3 separate regions of the Homo sapiens genome follow, and regions 1 and 2 are each linked to region 3. Evidence: chromatin contacts called from ENCODE Hi-C or POLR2A ChIA-PET data. All regions are on one chromosome and are shown on one strand. The core of a region is the stretch at or near the end of the contact, and the rest is flanking DNA. Distances in the headings are between cores, read along the strand shown. Region 1 overlaps BID (BH3 interacting domain death agonist). Region 2 overlaps MICAL3 (microtubule associated monooxygenase, calponin and LIM domain containing 3). Region 3 holds the start of IL17RA (interleukin 17 receptor A).

The links. A loop is a pair of places that touch in the nucleus more often than their neighbours do. ChIA-PET counts read pairs that join two places held with the same protein, here RNA polymerase II (POLR2A). Pooled maps may share reads with other maps.
Region 1: a loop to region 3 is called in a pooled map, with 2.0 times the contacts of the local background. The contact joins the enhancer-like site here to the promoter of IL17RA in region 3. A Hi-C loop is called at or near these places in 5 of 50 pooled maps. POLR2A ChIA-PET finds 5 or more read pairs at or near these places in 3 of 52 experiments (GM12878, H1 and activated naive CD4-positive, alpha-beta T cell).
Region 2: a loop to region 3 is called in a pooled map, with 9 times the contacts of the local background. The contact joins the enhancer-like site here to the promoter of IL17RA in region 3. A Hi-C loop is called at or near these places in 1 of 168 maps with a recorded cell type or tissue (CD8-positive, alpha-beta T cell), 1 of 37 single-sample maps with no recorded cell type and 7 of 50 pooled maps.

What each region holds. Positions count from the first base shown.
Region 1 is chr22:17,732,176-17,735,730 of GRCh38, reverse strand. It overlaps BID (BH3 interacting domain death agonist), which reads left to right. Exons shown (of 6, transcript NM_001196.4): 6 at 140-1,593. The coding sequence ends at 151. Among named protein-coding and RNA genes, the nearest start is that of MIR3198-1, 30 kb to the left of the region's middle. Within about 2 kb of position 1,355, at least 3 of the 41 ENCODE cell types and tissues checked have a DNase peak (open chromatin) inside an H3K27ac peak, as active enhancers do.
Region 2 is chr22:18,000,486-18,003,746 of GRCh38, reverse strand. The region is part of intron 1 of MICAL3 (microtubule associated monooxygenase, calponin and LIM domain containing 3); the gene reads left to right. Among named protein-coding and RNA genes, the nearest start is that of MIR648, 21 kb to the right of the region's middle. RefSeq lists an enhancer at 1,560-2,256 and silencers at 2,192-2,571, 2,582-2,771, 2,902-3,011. Within about 2 kb of position 2,011, at least 41 of the 41 ENCODE cell types and tissues checked have a DNase peak (open chromatin) inside an H3K27ac peak, as active enhancers do; they include CD8-positive, alpha-beta T cell, where a contact is called at or near this core.
Region 3 is chr22:17,083,645-17,087,218 of GRCh38, reverse strand. It overlaps IL17RA (interleukin 17 receptor A), which reads right to left and starts at 2,219. Exons shown (of 13, transcript NM_014339.7): 1 at 1,990-2,219. The coding sequence starts at 2,127. RefSeq lists silencers at 1,437-1,686, 1,727-1,826, 2,077-2,196, 2,217-2,436 and an enhancer at 2,990-3,159.

The DNA of each region.
Region 1 (3,555 bases), core at 106-2,605, 650 kb before region 3:
TGCACGGATAGGACTTCAGGGGTCTGGAGAACATGTTTTTGCATAAACCCCAGCTTTGCTCTACTGTGGCACAGAGCTCTGGAGCCTGGTTTGTGAATGAGCCTAGCTGATTCTGGCTTTTTCTCCTTTCTTGCTCTAGGGGATGGACTGAACGGACAGTTCCAGAAGTGTGACTGGCTAAAGCTCGATGTGGTCACAGCTGTATAGCTGCTTCCAGTGTAGACGGAGCCCTGGCATGTCAACAGCGTTCCTAGAGAAGACAGGCTGGAAGATAGCTGTGACTTCTATTTTAAAGACAATGTTAAACTTATAACCCACTTTAAAATATCTACATTAATATACTTGAATGAAAATGTCCATTTACACGTATTTGAATGGCCTTCATATCATCCACACATGAATCTGCACATCTGTAAATCTACACACGGTGCCTTTATTTCCACTGTGCAGGTTCCCACTTAAAAATTAAATTGGAAAGCAGGTTTCAAGGAAGTAGAAACAAAATACAATTTTTTTGGTAAAAAAAAATTACTGTTTATTAAAGTACAACCATAGAGGATGGTCTTACAGCAGGCAGTATCCTGTTTGAGGAAAGCAAGAATCAGAGAAGGAACATACCCCTTACAAATGAAAAATTCCACTCAAAATAGGGACTATCTATCTTAATACTAAGGAACCAACAATCTTCCTGTTTAAAAAACCACATGGCACAGAGATTCTGAACTAAAGTGCTGCACTCAAATGATGGGAAGTCCGGCCCCAGTACACAGGGGCTTGACTTTTTCAACTTCGTTTCCTTTGTTGGAGTCAAAAAGAACCACTTGTGGTTCTAAAAGGTGTGAAGGTGATTTAAGGGCCCAGGTCAGCCACTGTTTGTTTACAAAATCAGGTAACTAACTGCATACACTTTTTCTCTTTCCATGACATCAAGACTTTGCTAAAGACATGAAGCCACGGGTGCCAGAAGCTACTGCGATGCCCCGGGAGTTAGCCCCCTGGTAATAGCTGTAAACTTCCAATTTCTAGCCATACGCTCAGCTCATCCATGCCTCAGAAGTGCATCTGGAGAGAACAGGTTTCTAAGCATAAAAGATGAAAGAGCAGTTGGACTTTTTAAAAATTCAGCAAAGTGGTTCCCTCTCTTAGGGACAGTCAAAACCAAGTCACTTAGGTAGTACCAAAATAAATAAGGAAAAGCTTAGCTTTAGAAACAGTGCAACACTGGTCTGCTGTTCCAGTGGTAAGCTATGTCCCAGGAATCAGTTTAAAAGCACGACAGTGGATGCTGGGTCCATATCACACACATTGCTGTGAACAGGAAACTCCTGTGACCACAACATGAGGCCACTGGAGACGCATATGAGTAAGGGCACTGACGGACTCATGATTTCTTCTTACCAGATGCTTTCCTGTTCTTTAAGAGTTTAAAATCATCAGAAAGGAAAAACAAACTCTATATTGTTCAGCATGCAATACATACCACGCTAGGGCTGGCTCAATTGAAAGTGGGCAAAAGCTTACAAATACTAAAAAGAAGTGCTGCCGCGCAGTGTGGAGGCCACTGTTTGGAAATAAATCTTCCTAACACTACGACTTTTCATGTTTTGGAGTGGACTTTTAAAAAAGTTTTCCAACCACAATGGAAACAGGTTGAACCACACTGCGCCTACACATCCATCCATACGTCAGCCATTATAATCAGATTCTCACTGGGGGAGGCATTTTCTTCCCAAAGGAGCTGTATGCAGTCATCACCCGGAACTAATGGGAAAGTGTTCTTAAGCAGCAAGTGACTCTGGACCACCTCTCTCACACACTGACTCTTCCACAGCATCTTCACCTGCTTCTGTTTCACTTGAATTCATACAGTAGGCCACCATTTTATAACAGGTCTTAGTGTAAATTCTTCCAGACCAAGTCTGAGATAGTCTTGGTTGTAAAGCAAGACCGTCACCCCTTCTCCCAAAGCCAACATTATAAAAAGATTCCATTGTCTCAAACACAAATGTTCCAGTCTTGAGCACTTCCCAGCCATGGTGACTCGGGCATATCCTGGCAGTTGGTGGATTTTGCCCTGTAACACAATCCTTGTGGATATGATTCAAAGGTGACTTTAATTCAGAGAATGTGTTTTCCTTTCTGTTTTAAAAATATTTGAATTAAGTGATGGAAATTCTTTTGTTAAACATCAAAAGCTTTCTCCTTGAAAAGATGCTTGGTGTATCTGAAAGTCACGTGGGACATTTGGTGCATTCAGAAGGTCAAATCATTCCTGACCTCTCCTCTTAGGACCCAGCATTAACTGCTGCGATACTCAAGGCTTCCTTAAAGGATCACAGCACTGGCGCCTAGTTTTACTGTCCAGCAACTTTATTAGTTGTGCTAGCTGAGAATTGGAATATAGAGTCCTTTGAATGTTACGATCTTGTTTTCAAAACCTGGAGTCAAACCAATTAAGTATGGACTTAACAAAGACAATTGATGATGTGAAATGATACCACCTGTCAAGGGCATAGTTACCATGTGGATAGAAAGATGAGTCCACTGATTATCTTCAAATCCCATGTATTCTCTCTAGCACGTTGCTTCTGACAGAAAGAATAACTCACAGATTTGAAGTTTGTTCCTTTCCCCTGATGAAGAGTAGATTGGCCAAAAGGTAGATGACAGGAAGGAAGAGGAGCCAGAATGACCCACAGTGATCAGTTCAGCAGTGCAGAGCGGCAGTGCAGAGGCTCATGGAACTCACACGGAAAAAGGAAACACATGCTGCTTAAAATGCACGATAACTTAATTATCCAAATTACCATTCAATTCCGGTATTTTTGAGATGAAAGCATTTGAGCCAACACTAAATTGACCTTAATTAAGGAATGAGGTAGGAAGAGGCACTTTTAATCTGGAGGAAGAAATAAATGGAAGACTGTAATAGGAAAAATACAGGTCTAGGAAAAAAATAATTTTTTTCCTTTGATGCTGGCCAAGGACCCCTCTACATAATACAGTTCTCCTGCTGGAAAGCATCAGGGCAAACAGAGTTATTCCAAACTCTGCAACAGGGAAGACTGTACTTTGACCTTCTTTTCCTGGGGAAAGGGAACAACTAGTAATCTTTAAATGTCAAAACTTTTCTTCTAAATAGTACATTCATTAACCAGTTTCTTCTGGTGGTGCAAAGAACACTCACCACAGTGAGCAATACCACTATTCAATTTCCCCTTTGGAGAGGTGACAGCGGGGTAGAATCACCTGGAGTCAGCTGCTAGTCTTTAACTGATGACAAGGCCTTGCAAATACCCCTGAGAACAATTTCACTCTGAGCTCACAGGGAAGCAGCAGTCTGGTGTGGGCTCCTGTGGTGTAACCATCAAATGTGGAAGACCTGATGGTGTTAGTGTGTGGGGATGCCGGGCTGAAATTCAACAGCCTTGCAAAAAGAAAGGGAAGATGGGATGTGTTAATATTGTAGTGGCATGCACTTTCCAGCTCTCCATGGAGCTCTCTTTATATATGAGGTAATTGAATGTCACTATTCTGTACCATACAGCAGGTATT
Region 2 (3,261 bases), core at 762-3,261, 920 kb before region 3:
TGATTGGAAGCTGGTTGAGTGGCAGTGGGGTGACCAGCTGTTGGGAGGTTGAAAAGTTCTGAACTAAAGAAGATGGAGCTGAAGCTTGGTAGCCAAATTGTAAGCCTAGCAGGCTGGTGTAAAGCTCTAAAACAGAGCAGACCCCAAGGAGTGGTTAGAAAGTCTGAAATTTGGCTTGTAGTGTGGATGAAAGCACAATTGGCCATGTGTGGTTGAATGGTTGTCACAGATTGAGTTAGGGACGAGCACTTTCGCAGCTCTAGGGAGGGGTGAGCAGTGGGGTTTGTTGCTGAAGGCAGGAATTGTGGACAGCTCATTGGGTGAATGAATTATTAATCGAAGTTTTGTCTGATTATGAGAAGGAAGGGAGAAGGAAGAGAAAGGGGTGCTTCCTGGAGAAGTAGAAATTATGAACTACTTGGAGGTGGAGGGCCCCACACATAAGAAGAATATTCTTCTCTAAGAGATGAGGGACCCAGAAAGAAGACAGGATTCATCTTTACCAAAGGTGGGGTTGATACTGTCGCTGAAAGTAGGTGTCAGAAAGTCTATCGACTTTCAACTAAAGTTCTTTTTTTTTTTTTTTTGAGATGGAGTCTTGCTCTGTTGCCCAGGCTGGAGTGCAGTGGTGCAATCTTGGCTCACTGAAAGCTCCGCCTCCCGAGTTCACACCATTATCCTGCCTCAGCCTCCTGAGTAGCTGGGACTACAGGCGCCCACCACCACGCCCAGCTAATTTTGTTTTTGTATCTTTAGTAGAGATGGGGTTTCACCGTGTTATCCAGGATGGTCTGGATCTCCTGACCTCGTGATCTGCCTGCCTTGGCCTCCCAAAGTGCTGGGATTATAGGCGTGAGCCACCGCGCCCAGCCTAAAGTTCTTTAAGATAGTGGATAATGCTCAAAGTTGAAGAATATTTGCAGGTATTGCTATTCCTGTGCAAAGGATGATAGGATCACACATGAAGTGTGTGAAGGCCATCAGACACCAAGTGCATTCCAGTATCCTCATTGGACCAGATGATGAAACTGAGGCCGAGGGTTGTACTTACCTGCTCAAGGTCATACAAGATATATTTGGTTCAATTCGCTCTATATTTTCGTTTTCTTTTTTTTAGACAGAGGCTCACTCTGTTGTCCAGGCTGGAGTGCAATGGCACGATCTGGGCTCAGTTCAACCTCCGCCTCCTGGGTTCAAGCGATTCTCCTGCCTCAGCCTCCTAAGTAGCTGAGATTACAGACGCGCGCCACCATGCCTGGCTATTTTTTGTATTTTTAGTAGAGACGGGGTTTCACCATGTTGGTAAGGCCGGCCTCGAGCTCCTGACCTTGTGATCTGCTCGCCTCGGCCTCCCTCCCAAAGTGCTGGGATTACAGGCGTGTGCCACCGCGCCCGCCCTCTGCTCTATATTTTCTCTTAGCGCCCTCCTCCAAAAATTTGAAATTCCCCCTAACCTCTTTGCTTCCCAACTAGAATGAAAATCCTAGTTTCATTTTGCGGCAACTAAGAGCAACAAACAAGTCTCCTTTATTATTATTTTTTCTTTCTTTAGATGGAGTCTCGCTCTGTTGCCCAGGCTGTAGTGCAGTGGCACCATCTCGGCTCACTGCAACTTCCGCCTCCCGGGTTCAAGTGATTCTCCTGCCTCAGCCTCCAGAGTAGCTGGGACTACAGGCCCGTGCAACCACGCCCGGCTAATTTTTGTATTTTCAGTAGAGTCAGGGTTTCATCATGTTGGCCCGGCTGGTCTTGAACTCTTGACCTCAAGTGATCCGCATGCCTCGGCTCCCCAAAGTGTTGGGATTACAGGCGTTAGCCACCGCGCCCGGCCAACAAGTCCCCTTTAAATACATCCTCTCTTCTCTCCGGGGGCAGGCTTTGATATGCCCACCGGGTTTCTCCATTGGCCACTTCATGTGGCTTCTCGCCCCTTCCAAGATTCCCAACCAATCAGTTCTTTCCCGTCTCCCGTTGGGCTTTGAGGAATGTACCATATGGATCCTGCAGGGGGACGGAGAGGACGAAGGGCGTGGCGACAGCTTATTTCTTTGCCTTTTGCACATATCCCGTGAGATTCTGGCAAGACTGAGCGTGCAAGTAGCAATGGAGTCCCTGAGGACGGGGGCCGCTTGCCAGTTTTCGAGGTGTACTGAGATATCTCGCCCCCGAGGCTGGGGTCCCGTGGTCCGGCCCGAGGGCCACAACCCCCGCCCTTCCATGTGCCCGCCCATCCCCCGGCTGCGCCGCTTCTCCGGCTGCTACCTACCGCGCCGGACGCTCGGGCTGCGGAACAGGGCGGCACTGGCCCGCCACAGCGACGCCGGCGCCGAGGGACACCGCAGTATGAGGCAGAGGTAAGAACGGGGCTTCGGGACTCCGACCCGCGCCAACCGTCCCCGGGGAGCCGCATCCTGCTCGCGCCCGAGCTCGGGGTCTCGGGCACCGGGCTGGTTCCGGCGGGCGGTTCTGGAGCGGGTGGCCCCGCGAGCGGACGCGCGCCGAGCCTCCCGCCCGGGCAGTGCCGAAGCCGGGAGCCGCCGCGGCGCGGGCGCCTCCTTCCGGCTGCGCTTATAACCCTGCGTCCGGCCGGCGGGGCGCGAGGAAGCCCCCGCCTCGCGTTCCCGTGTGGTCACCTCCCGCCGGAGGATGCGTGGCCAGGTGCGCCGGCTGGTCCTGAGTTCCGGGGCAGCAGGCGCGGGGAAGCGCGGGGAGGCTGCCCGCTTCAGGCGGGAGGCGGAGGGTGGGGGCTTAGCCCGGCTCTGGGTGCGGGGTCGGGGGGTGCTTTTTGGGGCGGGGGAGGTCTCTGTCTTTACCGGAGTCCGCAGGCTCCGGGCCGAGGCTCCGCCGGGTCCTGCCTCCGCGGCCTGGCCCTCGGGGCCTCCCCGTCCCGCTGCCCCGGCCTGGAGCTAGCGTGCGCCAAGCGTGGGCTCCTGCGACCCTGGCAGGTAGGTGGCCGAGAGGACCCCGGCGCGCCTTTCCGTTTGTGGGGGCGGTGGGCGCGGCCGGGCGATCGCAGCCGCCTTCGCCTCTAGTCTCAGTGATGCCCCTTCCCTGGCTGCCTTCCGAGGGGACCGCGCTTTTGGAGGTCTCCGGGGCACATGGGAAATTCCCAGCTAAGAAACCATCTTGAGGAGCCCTACACGGAACCGGGCTTGCCTGGCCTAGCAGAAAGCCAGCCGCAGCGAGACCCTCCGCCTGGCATGCGGCACTGGTGAGCCGCCACCCCGCTTGCTCAGTAGGTAGCCGGGACGAAGGGGTCTG
Region 3 (3,574 bases), core at 970-3,469:
ACTATACCACATTGCATCCACTAAAACACCAGTGAGGGACAGAAATTTGAAGGATGTGTTTTCTTTCTTTTTAAAAGAACTAGTCAATGGAGCCCAGAGCTGTCTATCTCTGGAGAAGAGCTGTCTGTGAGGCAGGTGTATACAGAAGAGAGAGAGAGGAAGGAAGAGAACGAGAGACTGCAGACAAATATGAACAGCAAGTGTCTCTCTTCAGCCCTCCCTGGAGCCAGGCCGTGCTTCTGCTCCTGACTTACAGTTGCTTCACTGTGCAGTGAAAGTCAGAGCTTGGCTCCCACGCCACGCACAGCAGAGTCCCATCCCCGCTTCTGGCATCTTTTCTCACTGTCCTATTACACAGACCCTCCATTCCGGCCACACACCGTACCCTGTCCCACTTAAGGACCTTGGCTCAGGCCCTTTCCACCACCTGGAATGCTCCTGCTACCCCCACAGGGCTGCCCAAATGCCTTTTCCATGAAGGACACCCCAACTGGAAGCAATTTTTCTTTTTCCTGGAATTCCGTACACTTAGCAGTTGTGCAAGCAGCTTTGCTAGACAGTTCCCTAACTTCAAGCCTTGTTCCTCCCGTAGATGGGTTAGGTCTCTGGATATTAGGGTCCCCAGAGTATTTATTTATAGTTCCAGTTCCCAGTATGGCGCCCTGTACTCTGCAGGCACCTGACCAATGGCTGTCAACCCAGGCGCACCAACCCTCCATATCAGAACGCTTCATACACAGCCTGCAGGAGGGACTAGCAGGGCAGAGGGACCTGCTTTGCCCAATAGTGGAAGTCACAGGACATTTCTCAACATCATTCACGATAAAAACATCTTTTTTTTTTTTTCTGCGACATAGTCACTCACCCTCCACCTTCTTTCGGTAAATCCTCCATAAAACTACATAAGGAGAAATATCCCTTTGTTTTACATCCTCTGACTCAGATACTGAGCATTATTCCTTGGGGTCAGCGGTGGAGGTGGAGGTGGAGGTGGAGGGGAGGAAAGATCCCCTCGGGGATGCGGGGAAGAGGAGAGTATATTGTGGAGGGGCACGGCGTTTTGCTCTTTTTTTGTTTTTTTCCTTAAGATGGTCCTGGCTCACAGAAAGGCCACTACCCGGCAGGCGGGTGGGTCACTTCCTGTGGGCGCAGCGGGGCTACGACTTGACAGCTACAAACGTTCGACCCTCCGACTGCGCTCTCACCGGGTTCCCAGACCCAGGTGGTGGTAGTCGGGGGTGGGAGTGGCGGGAAGGGCGCCGTCTTAAGAACCATCTGCCCATCCTCAGGGCTTCGCGCCTCTGGGGAGGTGGCCCTCAGCCGCCCTCGGCAGAGCTCTCCCCGAAACATGGTGCCGCGTCTCAGCGCTCCGGCCCCCGCGTGGCTCTACGACAGCGGGGTCCCTCTGGGGGCCGCGGGTGAGGGACTCCACCTTCCGCACGGACGACGTGGGCTCGCCCGGCTCCGTCGGCGGCATGAAGGGCACGGCTTGAGGGAAGCTCCCGAGGGCGCGATGGGCCTCCCGAGGGCCGACCGTGCCCCGCCGGGGTACGTGAGGGGCGCAAGGCGTGGAGCTGGGTCCAGACCCGTCCTGGCTCCTCCCCGGGCCCCTTCTCCACAGCCCCTTTCTATCAGCCCTGGCCGCCCCTCCGGCCTGGCCCAGCGCCGCGCCCTCCTTCCCCGAACTCCGCGGCCCGGGCGGAGGTGTCACTCCCGCCTCCAGTCACGACGGCGGGCCAGGTTGTGCAACACGCGCCGCGCGATGTGCCACCCACCCCCCCCGTATTCCACACCGCAACTCCCACCGCTCCGAGGGTCCTCCCCAGGCGCCGCGATATCTGTGCCCAAGGCTCTGAGCCCCTCTAAGCCCGCGGCGCGGACTTCCTGCCTCCCCAGCCCGGGCGCGTAGTCCCGACCGTCCGGCCCTCCGCGACCTTGCCCCGCGTCCGCAGCATCCTGGCGGCTACCGCTCCCCACGTCGAGTCTCACCGGCTGGGAGCAGACCAGCGCCCGGTGGTCCAGGAGTCGCAGGGAGGCGCCACCCGGGGCCAGCACGCCCAGGAGCAGCAGGAGCAGCCCCAGCAGGGGCCCCGGGACAGCGGACGGCGGGCTGCGTGCGGCCCCCATGGCCCGGCTGGCGTCGCGGAGGGCTCGGCCCCGGCTGGGGACGCAGCGAACGAACGTTCTGAGGCTTTCTTTTCCGCGGTGGAGTTCGAGTCGGCTCCACTTTGCTCGCTTCCGGCTTCCAGCCCGGGCCCAGGGGCGGGCCGGGCCGAGGGGAGGAGTTTAGTCTGGGACGGGGAGGGGTTTAGGGTGAGACAGGGCCCTCCCCCCGTTCCTCCTTGCGCCCCTCCTCTCGGCCCTACGCTCAGTCCTCCGGGCGTCCCTACCCAGTCCTTCCGGCGTCCCTCCCCGGCCCTCCTCCGCCCGCGCGCCCCAGGTGCGCTCCTCCCGCTGCTCCTGGGCCTGGCCCGTCGCGCCTCCAGTTGCACCCGCGTCGGGCTAGCGTCAACTCCAGCTGGAGCCTCGCCTGCCCCACATGCACCCTCCACCCTGGCCGTGCCGCAGCAACTGTCGATTTTAATCCTCCGCCCCCACTCACTTGATTCTTGGCCCTGTTCAGACTTCTTGCTTCTCTTGTGGGTCACTGGACGTGAAATCCCAACTTGGGATTTCAGGAAGTCCGTTTTCTTAGTCTCTGTCCCTTTTATTTTTGTTTTTTATTTTACTTTATTTTTAGACAGGGTCTCCCTCTGTCTCCCAGGCTGGAGTGCAGTGGTGCAACCGCAGCTCACTGCAGCTTCGGCCTCCCGGGCTCAAGCGATCCTCCTGCCTCTGCCTCCTGAGTAGATGGAAGCGCGGGCCATATCCCATTTTATTGTCCCCACCCCTTTGCCTGGTTCTGCTCGCTCTGCTTTCCTTGGCTTTGCTTTCTCTTTCTCAAGACAAGGACAGCTCCGGGCTCCAGGGAGGATGGGACAGCAGTCACTTCCAGCCTCCTGGCTCGGACTCGGGGACACTTGAGTTCCTGGAGGGCAGGCAACTTACCTGGTCTGTGAGACTGTGTCCCAGCCGCACCTAAGAGAGTCGTTACTTCCCAGAGGCTCACTCCACGGCCGCGGAAGCTGTCGCCAGCGAATTACACATTTCATGAGTCTCCTTCTTAGCACGCGTGCAGCCTGCGTCCTCTCCTCTCCGGACCCTGGAGGACCCTCCCAAGCCGGCCCGCGCTGCCTCTATCCTAGGTTCCTGCTTCGAGCCCGTCCTGCCCTAGTGCATCCACACGCTCCTGCCCATTCGCCTCTCCTCTCTTCCTCCCAAGACCACCACCGTCCGCTTTTCCTTGCCTATCAAGTGCGCCTCTGCCTGGCCTTGACACGCACGGAGTCTACACTCAAGTGGCTTTTCCCTGTATTTTCCACTGCCCTCGAGAGGTGGGTTTTTTCGCTGCCCGAAGCACCCGCTGACCCCCAGCGACATCTCTATGAGCCCCGCCCGCAGACACGACCCAGCTGAATGAAGCCTGAAGCTCAGTGGCCTTCAAATTGTCTGTTTCTAAAAGAATTTTGGAAAA